2 separate regions of the Homo sapiens genome follow, and region 1 is linked to region 2. A link is a contact called in ENCODE Hi-C or POLR2A ChIA-PET data. All regions are on one chromosome and are shown on one strand. Each heading gives the region's core, a stretch centred on a gene start or an enhancer-like site at or near the end of the contact. The rest is flanking DNA. Distances are from core to core; before and after follow the strand shown. Region 1 has its middle 140 kb from the start of AJAP1. Region 2 holds the start of LINC01134 (long intergenic non-protein coding RNA 1134).

Region 1 (2,979 bases), core at 227-2,726, 900 kb before region 2:
AATACAGCTTCCTCCCTAATTTCATTCTACAAGCCCCCTGCCCACTGTCAGTTTCATTTAGGTGGTAATTCAATCCCAAAGTGAGCAACATCTTTCAATGGTTCTCATTATTTTCCTGCATAATTTTATCATATATGCGGTCTTGGACTGAGAGACACTCACTCCCCAACCATTACTCAGCCACAGGCCACAGTGTCCAAGCCAGCAAGGGTCTGGTTCAGGAAATTAGGTGTCTGCCTCATCTTTGGGGCAACTGTGGTATGGCTTCCTTTCTCAAAGGAAGAACAAAGCTCAGCCAGATGCCCAAAATATGGCTTCATTATTGTTTTTCCTCCATGATCCAAAGCAATCCAGCATAACGGGGGCCCTTGCCGAATTGGAGAGGATATGAGATAACCCAGGTCTCAGGGGGAAGTGCCTCGATGTGCAGCTTTAACAAAATCAAGCCCAAGTGTTTTCAAGCCTGGGGAGGCTCTCCTCACTCAGCTGCCTTTGGTGATGGCAGGCCCCAAGAGGCCTGCTGGTGTTAATGGGATCCGTCAATCGGAGGTGGTATGTGGTCCCAGGAAGGTCTAGTCTGTGTCCACAGCTCATTCAGTGTCATTATCAAAAGCTCATTATTTTGTAGCTTTGCAGAAGCAATGGTTTGCATAGAGTTGCTCTCAACGGCTACACTCTGGGTGATTGTCTATAAAACTATCAGCAGGAGGTCTACACGTTCTAAAGAGTTCCAAAGAGAACAAGTGAACTGAGCCAGCCATCTCCAGCAGCAAGGACACTCTGGGGACCTACAGCCTTCTGGACCTGTCTGTGGGCGGAGCTGCAAGCACCAGAGCAGGACAACCACAGACTCTGCCCCGCTGCTAAGGCTGACTCCTCTCCATCCCACCCTGCCTCTTGCTTTAGTGCCCACAGCCTCACTCCTGGGAAGGCTGCCAGTCTGGAGAACCACAGCCTCACGGGGCCGAGACTTTGCTGCATCACTTCTGCCAAGTTCAAGGCTGAAGAGTTAGAAAACATGGGGAGAGCTTTGGAGAAGAGAGCACATAGAGAACAGAGTCTAGACAGATAACAAGGTTCCTCTGCAAACCCAGACCATTTTGCTGAAGGTGAGCGGGAGAAGAAATGCTGGGAAGAGCCCACTGAGTCACAGGCAAGTGGCCAAATGTCTCTCTAGCAGTGGCGGCCTCCTTCCCTCCTGCAGTACAGCAGATCCTAACTGGGGGGCACTCTCCGTGCTGCCAGATGAAGTGTGCTGGAGCCAGATAGGAAGCTCAGAAATTCAGGGAAGAAGTGAAACAGAAATAAGAAATCACAGATGCAAATAAAGAAGAAGAAAAAAAAGAGGCAAAGCTCTGCATTTGCAGCTGTTCTCTGTGCAAGGAGTTATGTATTCCGCTTCCCTCACTCTCTTTTTTTCTAAGTTTTATGACAGCATATGACCGTGGCAGCTGCTTCACCTTTATCTGGCAACCTGAAACCAAAACAAAAACACTATTCTGGGGACAGTCACTTTAAGAGGAAGCTGCTTCCCCTTTTGAAGCCCAGATGAACCTCCAACTAGAAACCCAGCTGCCTTGGTTTTAAAAGGTGAGGCCACTATCATCCGCAATGTTTCCTGGACGAGCCCCCCAGCTTCAGTCGGGGGAGGAGAAGGAACTTGAACCTCCTTTCTGGGTACCCCCTGCCCCTCGCTGCCTGAGGCCCTTCACGTTTTCTCAGGATAGATGCAGAACAAAGGAAAGTGGGGCAGGTTTCAATACAAGTGATGGCATCTCTGATTCCCCAGCGTCATGGGTTGAATTGTGTCAAGCCCCCTGACCAAATGCATATGCTGCAGTCCTAACCCCCTGCAGCTCAGAATGTGACCTTATTTGGAAATAGGCCCATTGCAGATGCAATTTGTTAGGACGAGGTCCTACTGGAGAAAGGTGGGCCCCAAACCCGCATGACTGGTATCCTTATTAAAAGGGAAAATTTAGACACAGACACACACACAGGGAAGATGCCAAGTGAAGGATGGAGTGAGGCTGCCACATGCCAAGTATTCACCAGAAGCAGGAGAGAGGCCTGGAGCAGACCTTTCCCTAGTGCCTTCAGAGGGTGCCCAGCCCTAGTGCCTTCAGAGGGTGCCTGGCTCTGTCCCTCTGGATCTCAGCCTTCTGGCTTACAGAACTGTGATGCAATACATTTCCATGGTTTGAAGCCACATCCAGTTTGTGCTATTTTGTTACAGGAGCCATAGCAAACCAAAACACCCAGGCTTTAAAAAAGATCTGGGAAAGGAGAGCTCACCCTTTGCTTCCTGAGATAACCCTGTTGTTCCCTAAGGAAGCTGCTGGCTTCAGGAAGACCCGATGAGCAGTGTTGATTTATATGATGACCCTCTGCATAAAGCAGGTCGACTTCAGCATCCCCCAGAACACTGCTGTCAATGTCAGCACTGTTGACATTTGGGGCTGGATTGTTTTTGTCATGGGGCTGTCCTGTGCATAGCAGGGTGTTCGATGGCATCCCTGGCTTCCAAATTCTAGATGTCAGTGCCCGCTGTACTACTTAGTTATGAGAACCCAAACTGTCACCAGGCGGTGCTAAATCTCTCTGGGAAGAATGTCATCCCCTGAGAACTGCTGTTCTAAAGGAACCTATCCTCACACCTTAGAACTTCATTTCTCAGCTCTGAAGTTAATGCCTGTTAATAAAGCAGAGGAGATGTATCGATTTGAACAAGCACTTATTACGAGTCACAACAAATGCAGAGAGCATCTGCAGACAATAAGATCTAGAGTCCTACGGTCCCTCTCAACTTGGCACCAGCCTGGGTTGTTGGTTCCAGTTGGTTTTTGGGGAAGACCTCAAGTGTACCTTTGACTCTTAGCCCATCGAATGGTCTTCACTTGAGGGATGTGGGGAGCCCCTAGCTCCCCAAAATCATATTTCCTGCCTTCTGTGGCCCCATACAGTTGGTAGGGACAGTTG
Region 2 (2,768 bases), core at 84-2,583:
CAGGTGTGGTGGCGCCTGCCTGTAATCCCAGCTACTCAGGAGGCTGAGGCAGGAGAATGGCTTGAGCCCATGAGGCGGAGGTTGCAGTGAGCTGAGATCGCGCCACTGCACTCCAGCCTGGGTGACAGAGCGAGACTCCGTCTCAAAAAACAAACAAACAAACAAAAAAACCCACAACAGAACAGTGGTCCTCAGCTTTACAAACACCTCCCTCAGCGGCGGCCAAAGAGGACGCATCACAGCAGCCCAGGCCTGCTAGGGGCGTGTTTGCTGGAGGAGGCGTGGCCGCCGTGTGTCCATCCAGACCTGATAGGGCGCGGCCATTGGAGGAGGCGTGGCCGCTGCGGGTCCACCCAGGCCTGCTAGGGGCGTGGCCATTGGAAAAGGCGTGGCCCCTGCGAGTCCACGTTGGCCCCGGAGAGTAACGGGACGGCGGAGGGGTCATTTCCCGCCTTGCACGTAACGGGGGACGAAAACCGGCCCCCAGCCCGACGCCGGACCCTGGCCTCCTGGGCCCACCGACGGCCTCCACTAAGGCCCCCTCCCGCCCGCAACGTGGGGGACAGCTGAGGCCACTTCCCGGGCGGGCCACCCCAACCCAAAGCGGCATGTCGCGGGGCAGCACAGCCTGCGACAAGCGCGCAAAGCTCCCCAGCGGGACCGCAGCACGGGCAGGCCTGGGAGTCCCTCGCGCTGCTCAAGGCCGCTAACCGGCACTCAGAAACCAGCGCTCTGCGGCACTGGAGAAAGCACTTCCCGCCCTCCTGCAGGCTGTTAGCCAGGGGATGCAAGGGGAGGGGCCCCTCACGGACGTCCCGCCCGCCCCTCTCAAACATGGCGGCCACAGGCGCACCAAAGGAAGAGCCCCTCACAAACATGGCCGTCCGCCCCTCTCATACATGGCGCCAAAGAGGCTTCAAGGGAAGCGCCCCTCACGAACATGGTTGCCTGCCCCTCTCAAACATAGCGGCCACAGGCGCACCAAGAGAAGCGCCCCTTACAAACATGGCCGTCTGCCCCTCTCAAACATGGTGGCCAAAGAGGCTTCAAGGGAAGAGCCCCTCAAGAACATGGTTGCTCCCCCCTCAAGAACATAGTTGCCCACCTCGCTCAAACATGGCGGCCACAGGTGCACCAAGGGAAGCGCCGTTCACGAACATGGCCGTCTGCCCCTTTCAAATATGGCGAACACAGAAGCTACAAAAAAAGCACCCCCCGCAAACATAATCTCTCAGGCCTGCCACGGGCGTGGGAAACATAGCGGCTACAGGGGTGCCAAGGGACGCGCCCTCATGAACATGGCCGGCCACAGGCCGACTTCCTGCTCCAGTGTCCCACCACTGGCCCAAGGCCTGTGACCTTCGCCCGCCGCTTACGAAAGAGCCAACACGGGGGGGGGGGGGGGGGGAATCACATGACGAGGGTGCTGCACTGTGATTGGCTGTGCTGACGTCGGACGCCGCCGCGGCGCGCTCTGCAGACTCCGGGTCGCCGCTCCGCCGGGACGCGTTGGCCGGGGCGCGCGGTGCTTGGCTGCGGTGCTCACACTCATGAGGAGCCGGAAGGTGAGGGCTGGGTCCCGGCAGCAGCTGCGCCGGGCAGGGCGGGGACTCTGGGTCACCTGCTGTCTGGAGAACCGGGGCGGGGTCACGGGGTGCCTGTGGCCTAGGAGCGGCCTCCGCTTGGGCCTCGCCCCCGGCAGTAGTTGGGGGGCTCCAGGCCACGCTCCCGGGAGAAGGAGGGCTGCCAGGTCACGCCCCTGTGAAAAGGGGGCTCCGGGCCACGCCCTCGGAAGAAGTGGAGCTCACAGGTCACGTCCCCGGGAGAAGGGGGCTCCCAGGTTACCCACCCCCGCAGAATGGGGCCTCTGGGCCACACCCCCGAGAGAAGGGGAGCTCCCAGGCCATGCCCGCGGGAGAAGGGGGGCTCCGGTCCACGCCCTCGGGAGAAGTGGAGCTCACAGTTCACGTCCTGGGCAACAGGGGGCTCCCAGGTCACGCCCCCTTGAAGGGAGGTTTCGGGCCACTTTCCTAGGAAGGTGGGGCACCCTCTCCAGAACTGGTTTCAACTCCTGGTAGTGCTAGATGCTGCAGAGCTGAGTTTGTGCCCCTCAACTGCTGCCACTCCAATGGACGTCACACAGCAAGTGACCTCAGCTTGGCCCCATCTACTGAATGTGCTAAAAGTGGGGTGATGAGGGATCCACCAAGAGGGTGGTGAGGATTGAAGGGGGGTGCCAGTGTCTGGCAAGGGGCAAGTGCTCATTGCGTGGGTGTAACAGTTAAGGCGAAGGACCCTTTTCACAGTGGACCCGGCGCGGGTCCCGGTCCACTTGGGAGGCTCTGAGCTGCATGGAGGCTCTCCTGGTTTGTTCAAATGGAGTGGCCACTTGTGAATTCCAACTCCTTTTACTATTTTTATCTTTGAACCAAAACTTGTCTCCTGTAGGCACATATACTTGGATCTTTTTTAAAATGCAGTCTGGTAGTTTCTGCCTTTTGATTGAATTGTTTAGCCCATGCACATTTAATATTATTGATACACTGTAGTTAGGTTTACATTTGCCATTTTACTTTTTCTTTTCTTTATACAAGTCTGTCTTTTTCTTCCCCTGTTCCTTCTTTAAGTGGATTAAAGTGAATATTTCCTAATGTAGCATTTTAATTTAATGATTTTTTTTCCACAACTTTTTTGGGTTTTTTCCAGTGCTTTATGTTTTACCGTATACAGCTTAATCTTCATATTCTCCATATACATCTTAAGCTTCA

Evidence for each region. A loop is a pair of places that touch in the nucleus more often than their neighbours do. ChIA-PET counts read pairs that join two places held with the same protein, here RNA polymerase II (POLR2A). Pooled maps may share reads with other maps.
Region 1: a pooled map shows a loop between it and region 2 (11-fold over the local background). The contact joins the enhancer-like site here to the promoter of LINC01134 in region 2. A Hi-C loop is called at or near these places in 2 of 37 single-sample maps with no recorded cell type and 6 of 50 pooled maps. POLR2A ChIA-PET finds 5 or more read pairs at or near these places in 1 of 52 experiments (OCI-LY7).

What each region holds. Positions count from the first base shown.
Region 1 is chr1:4,795,073-4,798,051 of GRCh38, reverse strand. No RefSeq gene overlaps it. Among named protein-coding and RNA genes, the nearest start is that of AJAP1, 140 kb to the right of the region's middle. Within about 2 kb of position 1,476, at least 2 of the 41 ENCODE cell types and tissues checked have a DNase peak (open chromatin) inside an H3K27ac peak, as active enhancers do; they include OCI-LY7, where a contact is called at or near this core.
Region 2 is chr1:3,898,969-3,901,736 of GRCh38, reverse strand. It overlaps LINC01134 (long intergenic non-protein coding RNA 1134), which reads right to left and starts at 1,333. Exons shown (of 4, transcript NR_024455.1): 1 at 1,106-1,333. C1orf174 (chromosome 1 open reading frame 174) reads left to right here and starts at 1,465. Exons shown (of 4, transcript NM_207356.3): 1 at 1,465-1,565. The coding sequence starts at 1,551. RefSeq lists silencers at 385-564, 1,645-1,714 and enhancers at 765-1,024, 664-1,233, 1,234-1,802, 1,803-2,373.